Linked DNA regions of Mus musculus: region 2 is linked to region 1. The links are chromatin loops, found by intact Hi-C in ENCODE. Cell type or tissue: gastrocnemius. All regions are shown on one strand. Links, peaks and the distances in the headings refer to the core of each region. The heading gives the core; the rest is flanking DNA.

Region 1 (12,964 bases), core at 1,973-9,972:
TATCGCTGTGTCGTCATAGCTGTCCAATATATAGAACAAGCTGGCTTTGAACTCACAGAGATCCTCCTGCCTCTCTTCCCAAGTGCTGGGATTAAAGGCATGAGCTACCACATCCAGCTGTGGCCATTATTTTTTTTAAAAGGAATGCTTGCAGACAATGAACCTAGTGGTCTGGAGACAAGTTCTTCCTAGATTTGGGGTGCTTCCGAAGTCGCATCACAGTGTCCTTTCCAGAGAACAGGAGGGATGACTTAGCAGAGACCTAGCCAAAGGCATGTGAAGACAAGCAGAAGCTAGGCTATGCAGCCAACACCACCAGAAAGATCTCTAGCTGAGTCTAGTTGAAAGAGAAAGGGCACAGTCTTGGCTGAAGCCCTCAGAGAGTGTGTGGCCATCACTTTATTCTTCAGATCTCCCAGGCTGTGACAGAATAAATTCCATCTGGTTTAAGCCACTGAATTTTTGATTACTTGTTATGGGCCCCGATGAAATAAATTTAAACTGAAATGAACAGCCTTTCATGTTTTATGTATGACAAAAAGAAAAGGAAAAAAAAAACCTTTATGTCTTAGTTAGGGTTTTACTGCTGTGAACAGACACTATGACCAAGGCAAGTCTTGTAAGGACAACATTTAACTGGGGCTGGCTTACAGGTTCAGAGGTTCAGTCCATTATCATCAATGAAGGAACATGCCAGCATCCACAGACAGACATGGTGCAGGAAGAGCTGAGAGTTCTACATCTTCATCTGAAGCTTGCTAGCAGAATATTGGCTTCCAGGCAGCTAGGATGAGGGTCTTAAGACCACGCCCACAGCAACACACCTATTTCAACGGGGCCACACACACTTCAACAGGGCCACACCTCCTATTATTGCCTCTCCCTGGGCCAAGCATACAAAACCATCACACTTTATCTGTACTAACTTACTCTAAACCTACTTGACTTTGGTCTGAAAACTCCAGATTTAAAAATCTATGTTCGGAATATTGAGTAATTTTAAGAACACACAGCCTGAAAATAATATCTAGGTAGTAGGGAAGGTCCTTAGCTCCTTTGTTCTCAAGGAAGAAATGCCTCTCACTTCAAATAGTTTTCCCCAAGGACTTGATACCCTGCTGCAGAGCTTAGGGTTATTTATGTTAACCTGAGCGTATTCTGATTAGTGTTTTTTCAAAAAAAATGTGTAATAAACCTGAAAGAGAGAGAGAGGGAGAAGGAAATAAACACAAAGAGCTTAGATTTCACCCGCCATCTGCATGGCTGCCTGGAATCTGTGGAGCTGCTCAGATCTCACCCTGCAGTTTTTGGAATAAACACTTTTATTTTGAGCCGTTTCCCTCTCTCATGCTAAATAGGAAGCTTTTCAAGCAATCTTGAGCTAAAATGGAATCTAAGTGGTAGAAAAGCCACTGCTTAACACGATGTATCTCTCCTCCATCTCATTTTAAGTGACTCTCAGATCATTCTGCACCCATCTGATCCACCATCCTCCATATGGAGCTAGCTAGGCTCCTTTGTGGAAGCCCTGCCACAGTCTACACAGCCGTTGGAATAAGGGGCCCTGGACTCACAAACTGGGTGTAGGGATGTCAACGTGAGGGCAGTGGTCTAGGTCACACAGCAGGGAGCCCTGGAGTCCAGAGAACCTGAGTTTGAGTTCCTACCACATCACTTGACACTGGTCTTGGGTTGGTGGTGGCACGTAGTCCCTCAGTAGAGCATGTGCTTAGAAGTTGGAAAGCCTTGTTTTCAAGGAGCCAGAGAGATGGCTCAGTGGTTAAGAACACTCGCTACTCTCACAGAGAACCCAGGCTTGATTCCCAGATTCCAAACTGAGAAGTTCAGACCCACCTTCAAGGGATCTGATGACCTCATCTAGACTCCATTGGCACCTTCGTGCATGTACCATGTAATATGTATGTGGTATGTGGTATGGTCAAAGACAAGTAGGCACACACATATAAAAATAAACAGAAAAATTTAATATTTTATATTTAGAATTCTATGTTTGAGGCCAGGCATAGTGCCTTATATCTATAATCCCCAGCACTTCGGAAGCTGAGGCAGGAGGATTATCACTAATGCAAGACTGGCATATATAGTGAGTTCCAAGCCAGCATCAAGTCCCTGTCCCTAAAAACAAAGGAAAAAAACTGTGTTAGCGGGATGTGTGTCAAATGCTAGTAACCCTGGCAGAAGCAGAAGATCAAAAGTCAATGCCAACCTCTGCTATATAAGACCACATCTTAAAAAGACTAAAAAAAGAATCCTTTTAAATGATTATGGTAATTATGTGTTTTTATTGTATGTAACACAATGTTTTGACATATGGTTGTACTGTGGAATGTTACATCAGCTTATATAATGTGTGCAGTGGCTCACCTTTATCTTTTGTGGTGAGAACATTGCCTTATCGCTTTTGGAACATAAAGCATACTATTAACTGTAGTCACCATGTTGCATAATAGATTTGGGAGGTCTCTGGCTTTGAATTACTTACACTCAAGGTTTTGGGATAGATAGAGCCAAGCCATGCTTGGCTCTAAAACCTATGTTTGTAATTATCATCTATGCATGTCTAGGAAGCGTGTGTGAGGGGGTACCATGGTAACACGGTGGAGGTCAGAGGACTGACTGACTACCTTGGGAGTCAGTTCTGGCATTCTCTAGCTGCTGAGGGATCCTCAGGCTCACACAGCAAGTGATGGATGCTTTACCCGATTACTCAGCTAACCTGCTCCAGCTGCTTTTGAACACCTTCCTCTTTCTAGCTGAAATTTTATGTCCTTTGACACGGCAACACTCCTACCATTTTATTTCCTGATTCTATAATCAACATTTTTACACTTCACAGTCAAGTGGTGCCAGGAGGTGTTTTTCTGTGCCTGACTTATTTAATATAATGTATTCTGGGTTCGCCCATGTCCTTGTAAAAGGTTGAATCCTGTATCCCATTCCATATATACACATTCCCTTTAGCCAGTCATCAGTTGATGGATGGTGGATTCCTTCTGTATTACTGTTACTGTGACCAGAGCTGCAGAGAACACCAGAGTGCTGAGGTCTCTCCATCAGCAACTTCACACGCTCTGTACATTAGCCACTGCTAGCACGGAAGGTCATATGTTCTTAATTTTTGAGGACCTCCCCACACGATTCCCATCTGGGCAATTTCCTCAAGCTAAGACTCTCTGAGTCTTAGCTTCCTCATTTCTAAGACTTGAATTATCATCTTGCCAGCTGCATACAGTTTTGAAATCCACGGTGCGGTCAGTCCTCTGTCCTTGCTCCTTTGGCTCGCTAATGTTCTTAGCTACGTTCCCCGTTTGCTGTGGAAATAACCATCCCCTAAACCAGATACGGTAGTACACAGATGCAGCATTGGAGAGGCTGATGAAGGGGGATTGGGAGTTAGAGACCAGCCAAGGCTATAAGTAAAACTTTTCTCCCTCCCAGCTCCCCGAACTCCTAGGAGCACCTGCCTCCCTTCCCGTGTGCGTTTTGGGGAAGAGAGTTTGGTTCTTAGACCTTAAACCTACCTCTCTCTTATGACCTGACTCATTGCCTTCCTGCTGAAGGCTCCCAAATCAAAACTCAGCCCTCTTTCTCTCTCAGCTTCCAACCACTAGATCCACACACCGCTTTCCCTCACGTCCCCTCCTGGTGTCTAGCGAGCATCCTAAAGCTGACACAACCCCTCAAGTTCTTGGCCTCCATCTCTGGACCTGCTTGGCTGCTGCTTCTCTGCCACCCAGACTGAGAAATGACCCCCCCCCCTTAGTTTCAGCTGAAGCCAAACACTGAGTTACCACCTGCGCTTCCTCCCTCGCTCTTAGGACACACAAATCTCTTATCATGCCTGGGAGCATCCCAAGGCCACCGCTTTGGGCTAGGGATGTAGGTCAGTTGGTACAATGCTTGCTTAGCACACAAGATGGCCCAAGTCTCATCCCTAGCACTGTAAAAATCAGGTGTGGGGTATATGCGTGTAATCCAAGCACTAGGAGGTAGAACAGAAGAATCAGGAGTCTAATGTCTTCATCTGCAGAGCTACATGAGACCCTGCCTCAAAAAATAACTTCAAAAGTTCCCTGTGGTTTTTATATACAGGAAAAATGTGAATTTAATATTTCCCAGATGCTGAAATGCAGCTTCTCTTCTTTGGTGGGTGGGAGCCATAGTGAGGATAGAAAGTAGAAGCTGATCTATAGGAGGTAAGTACTGTGAGTACTCCCCAATGAAGCTACAGCCCCTACCCCTCTCCTTTTTTTAAAATTAGGTATTTGTTTCATTTACATTTCCAATGCTATCCCAAAAGTCCCCCACCCGCTTCCCCACCCACTCCCCTACCCACCCACTCCCACTTCTTGGCCCTGGCTTTCCCCTGTACTGGGGCATATAAAGTTCGCATGTCAAATGGGCCTCTCTTTCCAGTGATGGCCAACTAGGCCATCTTTTGATACATATGCAGCTAGAGTCAAGAGCTCTGGGGTACTGGTTAGTTCATATTGTTGTTCCACCTATAGGGTTGCAGATCCCTTTAGCTCCTTGGTTACTTTCTCTAGCGCCTCCATTGGGGGCAACGTGATCCATCCAATAGCTGACTGTGAGCATCCACTTCTGTGTTTGCTAGGCCCCGGCATAGTCTCACAAGAGACAGCTATATCAAGGTCTTTTCAGCAAAATCTTGTTGGTGTATGCAATGGTGTCAGCGTTTGGAGGCTGATTATGGGATGGATCCCCAGGTATGGCAGTCTCTAGATGGTCCATCCTTTTGTCACAGCTCCAAACTTTGTCTCTGTAACTCCTTCCATGGGTGTTTTGTTCCCAATTCTAAGAAGAGGCAAAGTGTCCACACTTTGATCTTCATTCTTCTTGAGTTTCATGTGTTTAGCAAATTGTATCTTATATCTTGGTAACACCCATTCATGATAAAAGTCTTGGAAAGATCAGGAATTCAAGGCCCATACCTAAACATGATAAAAGCAATCTACAGCAAACCAGTAGCCAACATCAAAGTAAATGGTGAGAAGCTGAAGCAATCCCACTAAATTCAGGGACTAGACAAGGCTGCCCACTTTCTCCCTACCTATTCAACATTGTACTTGAAGTCCTAGCCAGAGCAATTCGACAACAAAAGGAGATCAAGGAGATACAAATTGGAAAGGAAGAAGTCAAAATGTCACTTTTTGCAGATGATATGATAGTATATATAAGTGACCCTAAAAATTTCACCAGAGAACTCCTAAGCCTGATAAACAGCTTCAGTGAAGTAGCTGGATGTAAAATTAACTCAAACAAGTCAATGGCCTTTCTGTACACAAAGGATAAACAGGCTGAGAAAGAAATTAGGGAAACAACACCCTTCTCAATAGTCACAAATAATATAAAATATCTTGGAGTGACTCTAACTAAGGAAGTGAAAGATCTATATGATAAGAACTTCAAGTCTCTGAAGAAAGAAATTAAAGAAGATCTCAGAAGATGGAAAGATCTCCCATGCTCATAGATTGGCAGGATCAATATAGTAAAAATAGCTATCTTGCCAAAAGCAATCTACAGATTCAATGCAATCCCCATCAAAATTCCAACTCAGTTCTTCAACGAACTAGAAATGGCAATCTGCAAATTCATCTGGAATAACAAAAAACCTAGGATAGCAAAAACTCTTCTCAATCATAAAAGAACCTCTGATGGAATCACCATGCCTGACCTAAAGCTGTACTACAGAGCAATTGTGATTAAAAAAAAAAAAAAAACCTGCATGGTACTGGTATAGCGATAGACAAGTAGACCAATGGAATAGAATTGAAGACCCAGAAATGAACCCACACACCTATGGTCACTTTATTTTTGACAAGGGAGCAAAAACCATCCAGTGGAAAAAAGACAGTATTTTCAACAAATGGTGCTGGCACAACTGGCTGTTATCATGTAGAAGAATGTGAATTGATCCATTCCTATCTCCTTGTACTAAGGTCAAATCTAAGTGGATTAAGGAACTCCACATAAAACCAGAGACACTGAAACTTATAGAGGAGAAAATAGGGAAAAGCCTGGAAGATAAGGGTACAGGGGGAAAATTCCTGAATAGAACAGCAATGGCTTGTGCTGTAAGATCGGGAATCAACAAATGGGACCTCATAAAATTGCAAAGCTTCTGCCAGGCAAAAGACACCATCAATAAGACAAAAAGGTCACCAAGAGATTGGGAAAGGATCTTTACCTATCCTAAATCAGATAGGGGACTAATATCCAATATATATAAAGAACTCAAGAAGGTGGACTCCAGAAAATCAAATAACCCCATTTAAAAATAGGGCTCAGAGCTAAACAAAGAATTCTCACCTGAGGAATACTGAATGGCTGAGAAGCACCTGAAAAAATGTTCAGCATCCTTAATCATCAGGGAAATGCAAATCAAAACAACCCTGAGATTCCACCTCACACCAGTCAGAATAGCTAAGTTCAAAAATTCAGGTGACAGCAGATGCTGGCGAGGATGTGGAGAAAGAGGAACACTCCTCCACTGCTGGTGGGATTGCAAGCTTGTACAACCACTCTGGAAATCAGTCTGGCGGTTCCTCAGAAAATTGGACATAGTACTACTGGAGGATCCTGCAATACCTCTCCTGGGCATATATCCAGAAGATGTTCCAACTGGTAAGAAGGACACATGCTCCACTATGTTCATAGCAGCCTTGTTTATAATAGCCAGAAGCTGGAAAGAACCCAGATGCCCCTCAACAGAGGAATGGATACAGAAAATGTGGTACATTTACACAATGGAGTACTACTCAGTTATTAAAAAGAATGAATTTATGAAATTCCTAGGCAAATGGATGGACCCGGAGGGCATCATCCTAAGTGAGGTAACCCAATCACAAAAGAACTCACACAATATGTACTCACTGATAAGTGGATATTAGCCCCCTCTCCTTTTAAGGCAGGGCTTTGCTATTTAGCCTTGGCTGACCTTGAACTCCCAAGGAAGCCCAGGCTGACTTGGATCTCGTGAGTTTCCTGTCTCAGCTGACCTTACAGCCATGCACAGTCATTCTTGATCTGAATCTGAATGGTTTCCTTTTTTTCCCCCATTGCTATTTTTTTTTTAGAACACAGATTCAGTCATACTTTTAAAGATTATTATATTGGGGCTGGAGAGATGGCTCAGCAGTTAAGAGCACTGGCTGCTTTTTCAGAGGCCCTGCATTTAAGTCCCAGCAACCACATGATGGCTCACAACCATCTATAGTGTGATCTGATATTCTCTTCTGGTGTGAACATGAATATGCTGAGAGTACTCTTATACATAAAATAAATAAAATTTTAAAAGATTATATTGATTGAAGTTTATATAAGCTTTAGTGTGTAAAGTTTTGTGGGAGAAAGTTGGGTAAAGGCAACAGAAGCTGGACTAGAACTCAGTTTACCCTTTTTCCCCCACATGATCTGAATGAGAACATCAGGACAGCCCATCTTCAGCACATCTGGCAAACACACATTAAAGTCCTTAGCAAAGTCCTTGCCAGCCACAGAGTGAGAGCAAGATGCCCTTCGTTACCTCCTGGCTGGGGCTGTCAGCAGTCAGTCCTCTGGAAATGTAGGTGACCAAACACTGCAGATAAGGGCTGGCTGGCTGTCAACAAGTTCACAGCTACCTGTTGTGTGCAAGCAGCTCTGAAACCAGGGCTGACCAGTTAGATGAGTGTCAAGTTCAAAGCCAGTGCCTACCTGTGGCCCCAGTGCCGGGGAAAGATCTGGAAAGTTCCTACAGCAGGGGCCAAAGGGACTGGTACTAACTCAGAGTTAGTTGCAGCTCCATCTGCTCAAAGGGCAAAACACTTTTTGGAGACAAATTGGCAGAGTCCTTAGACAGTAGGAGACCAAACTACTGACTCAGGGAAACCAGACCCTCTCTGGAGGGGTTGAGTCTTTAGAAGGATGACTGGAACATTCTTGGGTGGGGCATTTCACTGAAAAGCAAACAGCTTAGCACTTCATCTCCATCCAAAACAAGTCTCCCTTCGGGCAGCCTAGCCGTAGCAGCCACCTTGGGTCTGACCACACCTGAAGGCTCTTTTCAGGGCTTTAAGGTGGGCATATGAGCTCATCCTTGTTTTCCCCAATTCCTAGCCTACCCCAACCCCGGTCCCATATTCACCCAAGGCCCTTATGCTGCCTCTACCTCAGTCTACTCAGGAGCTGCCTTCCTGAGCCAACTCTACCTCAGGTCCTGTCTAGTGGTGATCCCAGCCTGCATCCTGCAAGGATGCATAGAGTCAACTCCCAAGGAGCCAGGGAGACTAGCAGTGTTGAGAATTGGCTTTAGGATCAGAGACTACAATCTTATTTCTACCATTTGCAGTTGTGTGGATGAGCAGGGTGACCCACTGAGTAACTCTGGATGCTCTCCTGGGTTTCTATGTCCTAGCAAAAGATAGTAGGATCCAAGAACTTCACCTTAGCAGACCACTCCATTCTCTCCTATACAACTACCAGAGAAAGAGTCTTCTGAATTAGCCAAAGTCTCCTGGGAACAGACAGTTGACCTTCCCAACCCGCTTCTGGGCAGCTGGCACCAGGCTTAGAGAACCAGACAACTGAACCTAGGGTGTTTACTTCTCTGGGCAAAGGCACTCCTCTTCCACAGAATGAGTGATCCTAGATGGGGTCCATCTCCTAGGACTGAAAACCATGGTTAGTGCAGCTTAAGACCAACCAAGCACATATAGAAAGAGAACCAGGCACATGTGTACACACACAAGACTTTGAGCACTAACAGGAGAACAAAATGCAAAGCATCTCATTGATATTTGCATACTTAGTAGCTGTTATAATAAGATCTTGAGATCCTTGGCTCAGGAAAATACATTAAAATTAATTCCACTACCATTTCAGTGAAGTGATTTTTATAATCATCTAATTATATGTTCCAAATAGATCTATTTGCTAATTCCTACAACCAAAGAATATCAGTTCTTCGGATCAAAGAGTTAACGTTTCTTTATAAGGAAAAGGTCAAGATTGTATTTGCATCGTGGTGTTAGGATGTAAGTGCATCCCAGTGTTAGGATCTGGATTTTGCTAAGAGGCTGGATGTGACCTTGGGCTGCCTTCCATTTGCAGAGTGTGGAGTGTGCAGTCGTAAGTAGGAAAGCTGGGGCTTCTTAGGTAGAATATCTTTGAAAATCTACCTATGATACAATGTGTGTAGATAGTGCTACAAAGCCTAAGAGGAAGGCGCCATGGATAACCCACGGGCTGAGAGGTACACACAGCTATCCTCCCATGAGTACCCAGAGTGACAGTGGACAACATGACCTAGAGGCCCCTTTGTTCAAACGTAGACTTAGTAGCGAAAGAGGCCTAAGGACACTATGAGGCAGGCATTGTCTCTGTGTGCCCACGATCTGGACCAGGTATGTAGAAGATAGCAGGATGGAGTGAGAAAAGAAGAGGAGGAGGAGGAGGAGGAGGCGGCAGAGGAAGGGAAGGAGGCAAGGAGAGGGGAGGAGGGGGATGAATAGAGATTAATGATGCAGAGAGAGTCCTAGCCATATTATGTTACCTGGCTCTGGTCCCTTCCCTTCTGAAGGTCACTTTGTTTTTGATGGGTTCCACAGGTCATGCTTATATATTGATAATCAACCTCTCTTCTTACTTTAGATAGGCTGTAAGTCTGTTTTCTATTTCTATAATGACATGCTTGAGGCTAGGTGTCCTATAAAGAAAAGAGGTTGATTTTTGGTTCATAGTTCTGGTCTAAGATTAAAGACCTACATCTGGTTAAGGTCTTATGATAACAGGGTCCCAAGATGGCCACGGGGCACATCATTGCAAAAGGGAGGGAGCACACAAGGGTTCCATGGAGGCTCAAACTAATGATCTTATACTATGCCCAGCATACAGTAGACACACAAAAGATGCTGCTACATGACCTACAACAAGGTTAACTGATCCACAAGGAGTGATGCCATTAGCACCTTTACCATCTATTTAGACACCAACAAAATAATGTAATTAGTAGGGAGATGATGCATTGAAATCAGAAATAATTTCAAGTGTGAAAAATCTCTCTGGTGGAGTTTAGGGATATAGGGGTGAACTGTGTGGTATGTAAGTGAAATAGTCTGCTAACATCACTCATCTAATGAACTGGTGTTATTCTCTCTCTCTCTCTCTCTCTCTCTCTCTCTCTCTCTCTCTCTCAAGACAGGTTTCTCTGTATAGCCCTGTGTTGCAGCCGACCAGCAGCTCGCAACGAACGGTTCAACTGAGATGGCAACTCAGGCTGCAAGAGATGAACTAGACGGGCGGAAGAAAGAACGGAGCCAAGTCAAAGTCACTCTGATCAAAGCTCAATTTTACTGTTGCGACACTCAGTTATGAAGGAAGGGGGAGGGGACCCGATTCCCGCCAAATAATCTCGGAATCCAGTAGCAGGGTGAGCACGATGTGGCTCCAAACAGCAAAGCTGCAAGGTCCAGCAGTGGGCGTGGCAGAACGAATGAGCAGGAAGCTCCACCCCTGAGCAAGCAGGTTTCAGGCTGGGGGAGGGGGGACTACAGCCCTGGCTGTCCTGGAACTCACTTTGTAGACCAGGCTGGCCTCGAACTCAGAAATCCGCTTGCCTCTGCCTCCGGAGTGCTGGGATTAAAGGCCACCACGCCTGGCCTAGTGCTATTCTCATAGAATTGGTAGTTCTAAAGAGAAAAAAGTAGATCAGGTTGAAATGCAGTGTCGGGCCAAAGAGCCCTTGTTTGTCTTCTTCTTTCTTAAGAATAAAGTCTTGGAAACAGGGGAGTCTTTCTATGTGTTATCGCAAGACTATAGAAGCCTGATTAGCACTAAGCACATGATAGAAAAGTCAACCCTTTGTTACACCAGAGATTAAGCATACAATAATTTAAGGAAGAGCCAATTCAAACACAAATGTGTTCATTTCTATTATTATTTTTAGGGCATGGGAAAGAAGTGGGAGATGCTTGAAGAATTACTGCAATTAAGTCCCACATCAGGGAATGGGATATTTTATGCAGAATTATGTACTAGAAACAGGGACTAAAGCAGCTCTCTTTATCAAATACAAAACAGAAAACGTGATTGAACTGAGTTACACAAGAAATCTGTGTAAAAGTCACGTTGCTATCAAAGAACTTAAAAAACAATAAACCCTGGATAGACAGCAAGATTTCAAACACAAACATCATTAGATATCTTATCCATTTTAAATCATGTGGTCAGTGAAATGCTGAAGGCAATTAAAGAGAGGAAAATGAATAAGAAGCAACCGCACATCTACCTCAGTGGCACATCTCTGTCCAGTTCAGTTCATAAAGAATGACCCAGAGCTGGGGTCTGTGGAACCAGAAGGAATCCCATAAGCCCCTGCTTTACGTTTCTCCAGATGAGCAGATCGGCAACTGATCAGCTAACTGTACCTCACTTCCAACATTCTCAACGTCATTGTGTTGGTGGTGACTGATGTCTTTGAGGAACAACAATAGACTCTACCCCAAAACTGACTTTTATCTTCATACCATTGTTAAGGGCAGGAGTGAGTTAATAGTTACAAATACACAAAGCCAACTGGTTGCATAATTAACCTAGCAAGAGTCTCTCCAAATGTTTTGCTATTTAACAATTATAGAGAAATTTTTAAAAAATCCCCAAAGCCATTTAAGTATACAACTGAGCTTCGATTGGAGTTACCCTAAATCTTTTCTGCTGGCAAAGCAAGGGGGATAAATAAGAGAAAAGCATGCATAACTTTGCCTTGTATCTGTATTTCTTTTTTTCTTTTGTTTCTGGTTCTTCAACGTATAAGACTGGAAGGTTTCCAAAGCCTAAATCAGACAATAAGGTGCATTTAGAGAAGCCTTTCTTCTATCCACTCTACCCTGATCTCTTCTTCCCTCACACATTTAATTAATCTTGGGTTTTTCTGCCAGCACCAATTTGCAAATAAAAGCAGGCCCGCATGCATATAAATACTTCCACAGTCATAGTTCATGGTTCTCTCTCCCTCTCTCCCCCTCCCCCCCCCCAATAGCCTGCCATTTTATGCTTTTGCACCTTGCTTTTTCATTTAACAAAGTCTGCTTCAGATCACTTCATATCTGTAGGGAGAAACCGTCCCGATGCCTTTTAACAGCACGACAATTTAAGGCATCTGTGTGGTCCCTTAAATATGTTTATTAAAGAAGTGATTAAACGTGGGAACTGTAACTTACCAGGCTTAATTTGGCTGCTTCTGACTTATGTGCTGTAAATTTCAATTTGGGATAATTTGGCACTCATCTCCTGCCTCCAACTACTGGCACATGCTGGGAGCACAAAAATCTAATCTTGGTCATTCCCTCAGGTTAATTATCAAGCCACGGGCTGGAACAACACAAGGATGGCCTGCGTAAAATTTCCAGCTGGGAAGAAGCAAACATCCTCTCTTTTGTCTCTGGACACTGAGACCTGGGCAGAAACTTTCATCAGCAGGCGGATGCTTTTAGGAACGCAGTCTACAGAAAATGCCTCTTCTCCCGTTTGAAATCAGCTGTGTAGCAAATTGGCACCAGGCCCAGCTGCAAAGCTCTAAGACTCGAATGTATATTTGGTCTACTCTATTTTAGGGGGCATGTGATTCATTTGAATACCAGGCATCAATCTCTGGGACTAAGACTCCCATCAGAGCACACTGTTAATTTGCTTATGCTAAACATGGGGTACTGCATAATCCTGATGACCGGTGTCAGTAACTCCATAAAGTTGAGCATGTACAAGTCCGCATGCCATCTGCCGCCAGACCATCTTCACTGTGATCATCCCAGTCTGATGTCACGGAGCCCCCTCAGTCACATAGTCCCCACACTGGATAATCAATCTAAAGCATGGGATTTTAGTCTGTCATTTGCAGCAAATGTTTGGGGGGACAATTTGAGTTTACAAATTTAAGATTAATTCA
Region 2 (12,964 bases), core at 1,943-9,942, 96 kb before region 1:
CCAGCTGTTGGGATCTGCAGACCAAGACTGAGCAGAAGCAAAGGCAAGGTGTTCCACACCTCGGTGAATCCACCCAAGGGCAGAGCAGCCCAAGTCCAGAACAGATGCACACTGTCCCCCTTCCCCCGTGACTTACATACAAATGCATCCCCTAGGTGCCTCTTCTGATATCCTTCCCTCCAGTGGAGGATCAGCATTTAGGAAACACTTAATTAACTTCAAAGCCCCAGTGAGCTATGCATTTGAGAAAGATCACAAGGAATCCCAAGAGTTTTCAAAAATCATTTCAAACATAAATGGAAAATTAAGTTGATTTTTTTCAACTTCAGACCAAAAAAAAAAAAAAAGCATAAAAGTAATTTCAACTCTAATCATCTATTGATTTTGTTTTATTCTTTCTTCCAAAATTATATATAACAATAAAAAGGAAAGAGTGGAAGTTATCAAAATAGTCAGAAAGTGAAATTTAGCTCAATAAATTATAGTGAACGTCAGCATCATAACTAACAACTGTCACGAGCTTATTTTGTACCTAGAGCTACACTGTGCAGTTGCATTGTCTCAGTCTGTCTTCATGAGAACCGTAATTTCACATATGGAAGGCTCATGACCTAAAGATGTGAAGCAACCTCCCTGAGATCAAAACTCCAAGATTCCCAGTGGCCAGGCTGAATGCCTCCACCTTCATGATGTCAATGGAGGCCATATGGTGTCCTGATTTCCAGTCCTACTTAGAAGTGCAGGTAAGGTCTCCTCTTCCTCCTCAGCTATATCTGAAGCGTTTGAGGGATCAAATGTGTCACGATGTCTGTTTTTTTCCGTGTGACAGCAAGAATGAAACGGCCATCTCCTTCCCTGTCAGAATGACATCAACCAGGAACTGGAATCACAGTTGGATGCTACATGTGTGCTGAAAGCCAAACTCAGTTCCTCTACAAGAGGACTGGGTGCTTTTAACCGCCGACCCATCTCTATGCTGAGTCCCTTATGTTTTAAAAGTGTCTAGAAGATACCAGAAAGCCAATACCATGAGCTACAATCATTTAAAGGCCAGGAGAGTACTTTGGTAACATCGGTAAAGGGCAGTGAGAGAAGCCATCCACAATGAAAGATGAAATGAATACTATCATAGCTGTCTTCATGATGAATTAGACATGAGAAGGAAGGGATCTGGGAGAAAAAGAAGAATCACATAAAGATTATGAGTCTAGGGAAAACTGAGTACCATTCACCTGAGTAAGAAACTGAATAGATCCATTTAGAGTAGTGGTTCTCAACCTGTAGGTTATGACCCCTTTCACAGAGGACACCTAAAACAAAAGCAAAACAAACAAACAAACAACAAACAAAAAAAAACAACAAATAAAACCCCACCAAACCAGAGATTTACATTGTGATTTATGATAGTAGCAAAATTACAGTTATGAAGTAGCAATGAAACTAAGTTTTTAGTTGGGGATCATGACAACATGAACTGTGCTAAAGGGTTGCAGCATTAGGAAGAGAACTTTGCAGAGGTTTAGAGATAAGTCCAACTACGTGAGGCTAAAGATGGAGGCATCATGAAGCAGAGGAGAAGCTGGGATGGGCGGTTCAGCTTGTGTGGGTGGATGTGTCAGTGGGGTGGGGCAGTCCAGGAAGAGCAAAGTGAGAAGCAGAAGCAGGGTCAATTCCCTGAGAAGACATTCGTGGTGATTAGAAGAGGCTCCTAAAGAGGAGCTCAAAAGAGCCAACCAGCAAGGAATGGCGCGACTTAGGAGACAGTGCTGTCATGGAAACCAAAGGGAATAACAACGGATGTGGTCAGCTGACCCGACAGCTCAAGAAGACCAAACACGGAGCTCCTGTGGGAATTGACTCCTGGAAGTTGAAAGTAGGGGGACAGTGTACAGATAGGGATAGGTCAGGCAGTGGATGGAAGAATGAGTAAAGCCAGCGGATGTTTCCTTCAGAGCAGTGACTCTCACTCTGCATCCCAGACCATCAGAACCACCTGGGGGCTTGCTAGACGTGGAACGCAAAGTCTGGAGATGAGGCCCAGTAATTTGTGTTTTAGCAAGTTCTGCAGGCGGTACTGGGTCACCCTTAAGGCTGGGGCACAGATGTAGAATCTGTCACTCTGGGAAAGGACAGATGGAGAAGTCCTTGTCTTCCAAGTCATGTCGTTCAAAATAGGATAAACTCTTCGCATGCTGACATGGCACGAGGACCAGAAACATTTTAAAGGAGTCCACGTGTAAAGGAAAGAGGAGATCTGGTCATCAGGGCTGACTCTTGAGAGGATGAGCAGGTAGATGGTGGCATTTTGGGGACACAAAGCTGGAGGAACATCCCAGCATCATGCTCCAGTGTGGGGCATCCACGTGTCAGCAGTGGCAGGAAACCCATTCCAATGAGTCAGCTTCTCAGCTCCTTCAGGAGCCTCTGTATTTCCTTCTGCAGCGTCGTGACTAACACCTGCAGGCTTTAGGAAGATTTCAAAGTCTGTATGTCCTCTGAAGTCTACACGGCCCCTCTGCAACTTCGCACTCATTAGACCCAGCACCATGTCCCTTAGGATCCCATGCAGTAACACCTCTGGACCATTCCTGGGTATAACTCCTGCTCCCACAGTTGGGAACTGATCCCATGCTGGCTCCAATGTGCCCTACTGAGGCTGAGAACGGGATTCCTGAGCTAAGGAAATAAGAAGAATCCAGGGGCTTCCCTGGGAAACACAGGTAGAAGACATGTGATTTAAGCAAAAACAAGGTTCTGTCTTCTAGGATGATTCAAAATTTCAAATCCAGACTCAATTTTAATGAGGAAAAAAAGACTTGTCTAGTAGGAAAAAAAGAGTCTGTATGCTGTGATGGCTACTGCTTATGTTTATTTTGCTTTCCCCCCGGTTGAGCTGGTCTGCAAAGACCTGGCACACCCAGGCAAGAGACGGTTGCAAAACAAGTGTCTGTACAGGAGACCTACAGGGAGACCCAAAAACTTTTAACTTTCATTAACCCTGGTTTCGACTTTCTCTTAAAGACATGATGCTAAGTCTTTGTGGTCAAAGCCCTCAGATGACAGCCTTTAATAAAGAAGTCCAGACTCTGGAAACCCCAAGATAAACAAAACTACGGACCGAATCACTCCCTCCTTTGAAAGTTGCTTTTGAATACCCAATGGAGCACCATTAACATGGCAGGAAAAGCCAGCAATTAATTTCTTCTCTGAGGTCGCTTAGTGTATTGGCCAGAGCCAGCTGTGAACACAAATGAGTACCATCTCCTTACATTGCTCCAGAAGATCAGAGTCCTCTCTGCTAGACACTGCTGTTTACTACTGACTTCACTGGGGTATGAGGTCTGAGAATTGCATTCCCAGAACCATTCCTTCACTTCCCAACTGGACCCCACAATGACTTAGCCATGTCTGAGAATAAAAAGTCAACTTTGGGAACTACAGTTAAGTAATAAGTGGATAAATAAACCTAGACATTCCTGTGTCTACCTATGCCATGTGAGAGAGTACATAGGAGGAAGAGGGCTACACATACTGGCAGGCACAACATATCTACAGTATACCTGCAGTACATCTGCAGTAAACCTGCAGTACACCTGCAGTATACCTATAGTACACCTGTAGTGCACCTGCAGCACACCTGCAGTACATCTGAAGTACACCTGCAGCACACCTGCAGTACACCTGCAGTGCATCTGAAGTATGCCTGTAGTATACCTGCAGTACACCTGCAGTACACCTGCAGCACACCTGCAGTACATCTGAAGTACACCTGCAGTATACCTATAGTACACCTGTAGTGCACCTGCAGTACACCTGAAGCACACCTGCAGCACACCTGCAGCACACCTGCAATACACCTGCAGTACATCTGAAGTGTACCTGTAGTATACCTGCAGTATACCTGCAGGCAGCAGCATTCAGTGTATGAGAGCATCTTTCCTTGTAAACATTCATGATACTGCTACCTGCTGGCTTTATTTTCTACAAGTAATTAGTGGTTTTTCCCCCAAATATGAAAGTGTAGGGGTGGAGAGGCAGAGCACCAGGTGAGAGCACTTGTTGCTACAGCAGAAGATCTAGATTTATTCCCAGCCCTGACAAGTTAGCTCACAACTCTCTGTAACTTCAGTTCCAGGGGATCTAACACCTTCTTCTGTGGCCCATGGCAAGCACACAGTGTACATACAAATAGTTGGGTACAGTTGTGAGTGTTTGCTAGAAGAACTGACAAAATGAACACACACACATATAAAGGAGATTTATTAGAGTGGCTTACAGATTATGATTCAATTAGTCCAATAATGGCTGTCTGCCAACAGAAAGTCCAATAGTTTAGTAGTTGTTCTGTCCATGAGACTGACTGTCTTAGGTGGTCTTTAGTACGTGCCAGAGAAGTAGGCTCCAATCTCAAAGAGGTAGGCTCCAATGCCAGTGAGACAACAGACTTAGGAGTGACAGTGGGGCAAGCAGTCAAAGGCAAAGGCAAAGCCTTCCTTCTTTTCTGTTCCTTATATAGGCTGCCATCAGAAGGCGTGATCCAGATTAAAGGTGGATCTTCCTACTTCGAATGACTTAAGAAAATCCCTCATAGGCATATACTCAGCAACTTGAGTCTTAGTTAATTCCAGGTGTAATCAAGTTGACAACCGTAAATAACCATCACAGCAGGAAAAACATTAACGAACATAAAACAAAAATAATCTAAAGTTGTTAAGTGTCATAAAGACACGATTCGAATTTCAGATAGAGAAAAGGCAGACTAAGGTAGGGGCCAGACATGATGATACATGCTTTTAATCCCAGCGTTTGGGAGATGATATCAGACAGATCTTTGTGAGACATTCTGGTCTACATAGTGAGTTCTAGGCCAGCCAAGATGTATTGTGAGACCCTGTCTTAAAGGAAAATGTGTGTGTGTGTGTGTGTGTGTGTGTGTGTGTGTGTGTGTGTGTGTGTAATAGTATGGAATGTATGCAATGGGATTTGATCAAATAAAGTAGGAAGGGTAGGCAAGGACTAACTGTTTTGGATGAGATTGGAGAGCTGAGAATAGACTGGATAAGATTATATGATTAGAGAGGACACAATGGATCTGACTACCTTGCATCTCATTGCGCTGGAGAGGGTGGGTGGAATTAGAGATGAGAGCAATGGATTGCTGTGGGGACAGGGTGCAGTGGATTGGAATGGATTGGATTGTACTGGGCTGAACTGGATTAGGTTGGATTGGGTTAGAAGGACTAGCAGGATCTGATTTAAAAAAATATTTAAAGCAATCAAGAGTTGGTTGGTCATGCTTTTAAGTTCAGAGTCTATGTGCATACACAACTCCATGTGTGTTGGAATGTAAAATGGAACCTTTGTAGCCTAAAAGATGGATAACAGAAGAGAGACTGCTCCATCAGCATCCAGTGATTTCCAGTTTTTTCCACTCCTAGTAGAGAAGTGCTCCTGCTGCCTGCGCTTGCTGGCAGCTTTCCCTGAGCAGTGTTTGGAAGGCAGAGAGTCCACCCTCACAGCGGAGGGCCTTCACTGGCACTCTAAATCTCTGAGGCCTTGCTGGAGTACTGGAGCCAAACGTGAACTCGACCACGGAAGGCAGACAAATGGTAGGGCTCCTTTCTAAGTGTTTGCGGGAAGAATATGAACAAGTCAAAGTATATCCCACTCAGCCCCCACTGACAAACATCACAGCGCCCAATCAGAGCCCACCCAAGCATGAACTAAAGAGCCCAGAGTACATTCTTCTTCTTCAAATGATGTTTTAAGACATGAAATATTACCCTCTAAGAAAGCTGTTAAAGACATTTCAATTCAAACACTCCCGTTCATGGTTTTCCTCCTCTGTCAAGACAGAAAGGTGTGGCTAAAAATTCTGCCTTTCCATGCTGCAGGTTTTCCCACCACAAGCTGAAAGGCTGCTGTGGCTGACCAACAGGACCCATTCATCACTCTGGAGTGTCTTTCCTTGTGGTCCTGACTTGGTCAGCTCACTAGACGAAACATGTGACTACCTGGATCGCTGCTCAGGGACTCCCAAGTGTGAGCAGCAGGGGTCTGTGTCAGGCCAGGGTATCTCAAAGGTTTTTTGTTTGTTTGTTTGTTTGTTTTTTTAAATTCTGGTAGCACTCTCTCAACATAATTTCATAATGAGAATAAAGAGCAAAATGTTTCAACTGTTCTTATCCTGTATAGTAATCAAATTTGGAGGCTTAAAAAAAAAAAAGAAAGAAAAAGATTTTGCAAGGTCATTTCTCCAGAGTACTAATGTGTTCAGCACTGGTTGTCAGGTGGTTTCAAAACAGTGATTCACAGTGTAGCCCAAGCTGGCTTTGAGTTTCCCAGACTTGTGTTTCAGTCTCCCATAGACACATACTGCATGTCAGACCAAGAGCTTGCATTTGAAGAACATATCCTCCCCCACCTACCCCCACTACTGCATCCCTGACCCTATTTTTTCTCCAGTCCTTTATACCTCAATAGCAATCTGAGCTCAGGACACTAGACTCGAGTGTTAGAACTCCCTTATTTCTTATACACATGCACACACACACACACACACACACACACACACACACACACACACACATAGAATAAATAACCAGTCAAACTCCACCTGAACTCTTTTCCTTTACTTCTGTGGAGCCTTGTGCAGCCACACAAGAGAAGAGAGGCTCAAAATAGGTTTGGAAGAGGAGAATTTCTATAACCTCATTTCACAAACAACATTCAACAAGTAAATTGGATTATTGTACTCTTCCACATTGTGTTTTTGATAGATCAGTATTTAGTAGCCTAGCAATAGAATCTAAGCTTCAGTTCAAATTTATTTCCCTTCTTATCCAGTATATATTGTAGTCACTCTCATTGGGTTTATTTTGTATGTTCCAAGATAATATAGTTAATATTATTGCGTTGCTAAACAAGAAGAGGGGAAGGAAGGAAAGGAGGGAAAAAGAAAGGGGGGACTGAAAGATTGGAAGAGGGGAGGGGGAAATGACTGAACAAACAGAAGAAGGTATATAGAGTCACATTTAAGGATTCTAGCTGCAGAGAATATAAAGCAGCAATGAAAATCTCTGTAAAATAAATATTGGTTGGCCAAGAGAACTTTGCTCAATTTTATGGCTCTATTCCCCTTACATTCTCTGAGTAAATAATTCATGCTTGCAGAGCCTTCATTCATTTTAGTATCTATCAAATTATTCTTTAGAAATAAACCCAGCCTACACATTCCCAAAGCTACGCTGTACCTGCTTCCCAAAAGCAAAGGAAACGAGGTCAGGCAGGGTTTGACTGGTTCTTTTCTCTGTGTATTGTTTTTAAATAAGAAATATAGAAGCTCTACACTTGCATCTAATGTCCCGAGCTCAGATTGTTACTGAGTATGAAGGTCTGGAGAGAAGGTGGGGTGGGGGAGTGGGGGAAAGGTGGGGAGGACATGTCCTGGGCTTTTGTGCCACAAGGACTCTGAGATGAAGTGAGAAAAGCAGCAGCTGACAGGGCAGGGAGGCCAGGCCAGGCCGGGCCAGATCTTGCATCCTGAATCTGCTGAAGGGCATTGCTGGATGATGTTCTTCCAACCACACGAATGGTTTCCCTGACCAGTGATCACAGCTCGTCTTTAGGGTCAACGTGGCACGGCTCTGGTTCCATGAAATAAGCACAGCTCCAGAGGTGTTTTGGAGAGGTGCTTAGCACCAGCAGTCAGTGACCTTTAGAGCAAGGAAGTTATCATCTAGAATTGCTTCATCCAATCCACTGAAGGCCTTAGAGCAAAGTTGAAGCCTCCCCAGGGGATAGAGAAATCAAACTGGGGTCTCTGCTCTGGCCTGACACATTTCTGAAGAGTCTCCTTGGCACACATCCAGGGAGGACACATGGAGCAGCCGCAGTCCCTGTGGTCGTTTCTGATGATACACGATCTGCTGATCTTGGATGACATTAGTCTAAAGTCACCTGCATAAATAGAGTACCTCTTCATAGCCTAAATTTTAGTCCATTGCTTAAGTCCTGAAATAACGTCTTTTAACCCTTTAGAACATGGAGAAGCAGAGTTTTCACTTGACTTGTCCCCATACCCTTAAAGACCACATAGATGAAGGTCAGTACACATGTACTCTCTCTATTGCACAGGCCATTGGGCCCCGTTTGTATCCAGTCTACGAGATGTTTGAAATGAGCATTTGCACCATGGTTTTCCCTTGTTAAATACGTGGCTAGTCTTTCAAGGCAAAATGAGTGCATATGGATTACAGTCTGTGAAATATTGCCAAAACCATACTTGTCTAAAATAAGTCCACTTTTATAAAAATGTAAAGCTTGAAACTGGTTCATTCGTTTCAGTAGTCGCCTGAAGGGCTTCCCTCGCCTGCATCTAGGCAAGAGGTTTTACTCTTAGGTGTCACGTGCAGACTCACCGGTGAGTCTAAACTGTCCTTTCCTTACCATGAGAGGCTGAACTTTTCTTCCGGTTACATTCCTTTTTGGCCAACATGGGCCCTTATTACTGGATGGTTTTATCTTATCCCATCATATTTTGTCCCATTTAATAGAAGCTTGTCATGAAAAGAGACAGCAGTGACAGTTAAAGGAAGAGCAGTACCAATTAACGTATTTATAGAATGTCACACATAAATAGACAACAGATGGGGGAGAGTATTTATACACCACAGAGTACACCAAGCTCTAGCAGTAAGGGTTGCTTCAAAAGAGCTGAGCTCTTGACAAATGGAAAGGAAGAGAAGACCCCCACAGCTCACAGGCATACAGAATATAGTTATTATTACTATCAAATTTCCCCTGATCCACTCTTAGTGCCTAGAAGGTGGTAGTAGAGGGGAGATATTAATTGAAACATTTATTGTCTAACACCATAGTTATTTGTCTACACATGTGTACAGATTTCTGGTCTGTGTAGAAAAGGAGACTCAGAGAACCTGGTTCCTGATGGAGAAAAATAATAATAAAGCATCAATAGCCTGAGGCCCTAGACACTGTTGAGGCAAGGTCCTAGTAGGGATAATATGACTCTTTTCCCCCCTTTTTCCTGTCTTCCTATCATGACATGCCTCTCTCAGCAATCCATTCTTGCTCCTAAAGATGAATCCAATGTTATTCAACAAAGCCAGTGTCACGTTAGGATCTCAGAACTTTGAAATTTGTAAACCTTCTCAAGCTGTGCAGATTGGGTTTTTTTTTTGTTTTTTTTTTGTTTTTTTTTTTTTTTTTGCTTGTTTGTTTTTCTTTTTGAGAGAGAGAGAGGATTTCTGGCTCGGTGGCAGGCCTCTGGGGAAAGAACACAAGGTGTGTCACGGTTGGAGTCCCTTCTTAGAGTCCTGAACATTCAGCGGTCTCCACTGTGTTCTGTGTATCACTGTAGAGAGACAACAGGTGAGGGGGGAGTGAATTGCTCCCTCTCACGCTGTACGCTAAATCGGAAGAAAGAGTCTGTAGTTGGCAGGGGCTCCACAGGACAAAGCATCCTGTTCTTACTTCTCACGTGCAGACCCTTAACACTCATAAGGTTTGAGACTTAGATGCCTGAAGGCTTCCTATGTGCCAGAGAACACATGATGAAAACCGTTAATTCCAGGACTTTTTCTTCTGGCTATGATGGAATAGTCTTAAGATATATATATTTTTTAAAAACTAAGAACAGAAAGAAAAACTTTCAAAATTCACTATACTTACTGCATAGCTTTTTCTTAGATATGGATAAATGTGTACTCACAAAAGAAATTATTTCACTCAAGATTATCTTGGCAAAGCAGTGAGTTTGTTGAGGTTAGAGGATCCTGCATGACTCAAGGGTAGTAGTGTTGTGAAAAAGACCTATGTAGCATAGAGTTCACTTCCAAAGACTGCATGCCTGACACCCACTCCTCAACTAGAAGGCAGCACACTGGAGAGGGTCCAGGTCCTCTACTGCAGTAATGGTTTACTGCTTATAGGAGTGGTGGTGCTTTGAGTGAGAATGGTCTCCACGGGCGCATATATTTGATTCCTTGCTCGTGAGTACTTAGGAAGGAACGGGCGGCGGTGTAGCCTTGTTGGAGCAGATGTGTCACTGGGAATGGGTTTTGAGGTTTCCAAAGCCAATGCCAGACCCAGCCTTCCCTCCCCACAAGTCCCACTATCTCTACCTCCATCTTTAAGATAGATGCTAGCTACTCCGTGAGCACCATACCTGCTCACGTGCTATCATGGTCCCTACCATGATGGTCATGGATGAAGGCCCTGAACCTGTAAGCAAGCCCCCAATCCAATTTGTTCCTTTTTTTTTTTTTTTTTAAGATTTATTTATTATTATATGTAAGTACACTGTAGCTGTCTTCAGACACTCCAGAAGAGGGAGTCGGATCTCGTTACGGATGGTTGTGAGCCACCATGTGGTTGCTGGGATTTGAACTCTGGACCTTCGGAAGAGCAGTCGGGTGCTCTTACCCACTGAGCCATCTCACCAGCCCCTTGTTCCTTTTTTTAAGCTGCTTTGGTCATGGTGTCTCTTCACAACAATAGAAGTAACTAAGACACAATTGAGGGAGGGACATTGCGTTTTATACCTCTCTGACCACCCTGAGTCTTGTAAATTTCATAAGCTTCCTGAACCTAGGAAATTTCCTTGGCTTCCTCCAGGAGGGAATGTTTCAATTTGGAACAACTAGCTACTCAGCCAAAAGCAGGGACAAAGTGCCAAAGCCAAGCAGGTGGAATGTAAGCACCAGATCTGAGAAAGAAGAGAAATGTTCAACATGAGCCTAGCTTCACTTTCACCTTCTGGACAGGTGTGAATTTCTTAGTAGTGAGCTGGAGATTAAGAAGCTGGGTAGAAAATGTGAAGAGGCAGTTTATTCAGCAAAACGTCACATGATTTTATAGGGCTGGGAAGACAATATATTTATTCAAGTGGCCTTGAGAAAGCAAAGGGAAGAAGTAGATTAAGTCTGACTCTCAGTGGTGTTTTCCCCCGTGTGAATCACAGAAATGCAGCACAAAAGGCATTTAAGATTAATGAGTGGTGGAAATCTAAATGACTATTAATTATACAAAACAGAAATAGCACCTTGTTGATATCTAATATGTAGGTAATTCAACTGTGCATGAAAAATACCAACAGGAAAGAGGGTTATAGGGACCTAAACTGTGTTAAGGACTCAGCATTGTCTTACAGGATGTGTGGAACTCATTATATTAGGCTCGGTTGTTTGTTTGTTTTAATCTCCAGAAAACTATAAAATAGCATAAGAGCTTATAAGAAAGTCTCCATAAAAATAGTAGAAAAAAGATGTTATTTACAAGAGAAAAATATACACATAAGGATAATGAGATAAGTCCATGGAAATCATTAAGAGGAGATGACAAGACCAGACTGTCCCGATACAGGAACATAACAAGCCTACTGAAGAAAGGGTAATTAGATGCAAACATAGAAGACAAGCAATTTGATTAGATATCAGGGAGACGGGAGAGGAACATAGATACCAAAAGCAGAAGGTCCTCTTTCAATCAATTTAATGAGGTTTTGTTACAACTAGTCTACCAGATCCAGCGAGAACAAGGACCAAGGTCAAGGCTCAATCACAAAGACGATTCAGATTCAGAGCAGCCTGTTTAAACTTTTTCCAAGGAAGGTGCCTCTGTCAGTAACTAGATGACATCATCAGAGAATTCTCTCCAAACACTCAAAAATAAATGGGATCAGGGGCAAAGAGATACAGCTCAGCAGTTAAGAGCACTAGCTGCTCTTTCAGATGATCGGCGCAACCAATCACAACCATATGGAACTTCAGTTTCAGGGGTTCCTTCCTCTAGCCTCTTCAGACACCCGGTATACACATGATATAGATACTTACATGCAGACAAAACAGCTATATGCATAAAGTTATTTTTAATTTTAAAAAAAGAATAAAGTATACAAATGCTGCATAAACTTTTATATAGTCTAGAGAAAGAGGCTTTACTTCCTAATATATTTTATGAAACCAAAATAAATTTAATAGCAGAATCTAAAACAAATAAAAGGGAAAAATTACGTGAGCCCTTTCCTCATCAATATAAATGATGAAGCATAACATAAGAGCAGACCTTTGACCCATTGGATAAGCCTGGCCTGACCTCCAGGCTTTGATACTCCAAAGAGTAAACTTAGTCATCTAGAGGAGACGCCATGTTCTCCTGTGGAACCTAAGTCATTTCACAGAAGACCAATAGCCTGAAAGGTCACTTTGCAACTCCAATGAATCAAGACAACTTGTTTATAACTTGGTTTTCCTATGGGCTGAACACAGACTTTAAAACAAGACCAACGCTTGAACTCTAAGAACAACTGGACATCTTCTCACTGTGGCTGCTAAAGTTACTACTCTGGCTTCAATGTGCTCTTTCCATCTCTGAGATGGGATTGATTAAGATGTTCAATTATAGAAACATCCTCATTTCCTGAGAGTGTGATTGAAGGGAAACACAATTTCCTTTAATTCCCCTTGAAAATAGCAACTCACTTCATAACTCCTTCCTAATCCCCAGACATCCACCCCCCAAAGCTCTTTTTTTCCCTCAGTAAAAGAATTTTCAAGGGGATGGAGAGATGGCTCAGTGGTTAAAAGCACTGACTACTCTTCCCAAGGACCCAGGATAGATCCCAGCACTCACACAGAGGATTGCAACCATCTGTAACTACAGTTCCAGAGTAGCCAACACTCTCTTCTGTCCTCCAAGGGAACTGTATGTATATGGTGCACAGGCATGCATATAAGCAAAACACCCACATGTATAAAATAAATTAATGTAATTAACTTTTTAAAAAGACAGTTGTTCAAGGATGGCTTCAAACTTGTGCTCCCCTTACCTCTGCCTCCCAAGAGGCTGGGAGTACATGTGGGACCAAGCCTGCAGCCTCCGTTCTCAGCCCCTTTCCAATTAGCAGAGTCTCATGTAGCTCAGCCTGGATTTGAACTTGCCT

What was found. Peaks named below come from ENCODE experiments on the same cell type or tissue, not always from the same donor. Only the 100,000 strongest peaks of a DNase experiment are listed, where the experiment ranks them.
Region 2: it touches region 1 in a loop (2.7-fold over the local background); 4 of 42 quality-filtered maps call a loop at or near these places.

What each region holds. Positions count from the first base shown.
Region 1 is chr15:27,449,482-27,462,445 of GRCm38, forward strand. It overlaps Gm36899 (a long non-coding RNA gene), which reads right to left. Exons shown (of 4, transcript XR_001781615.1): 1 at 12,240-12,964; 2 at 11,777-11,852; 3 at 11,309-11,364; 4 at 10,607-10,709. Among named protein-coding and RNA genes, the nearest start is that of Gm36899, 6.9 kb to the right of the region's middle. In gastrocnemius, for the core only: no CTCF peak of the experiment used is centred there; no DNase peak of the experiment used is centred there.
Region 2 is chr15:27,353,153-27,366,116 of GRCm38, forward strand. No RefSeq gene overlaps it. Among named protein-coding and RNA genes, the nearest start is that of Gm36899, 100 kb to the right of the region's middle. In gastrocnemius, for the core only: no CTCF peak of the experiment used is centred there; DNase peaks (open chromatin) are centred at 5,488, 6,022 and 7,860.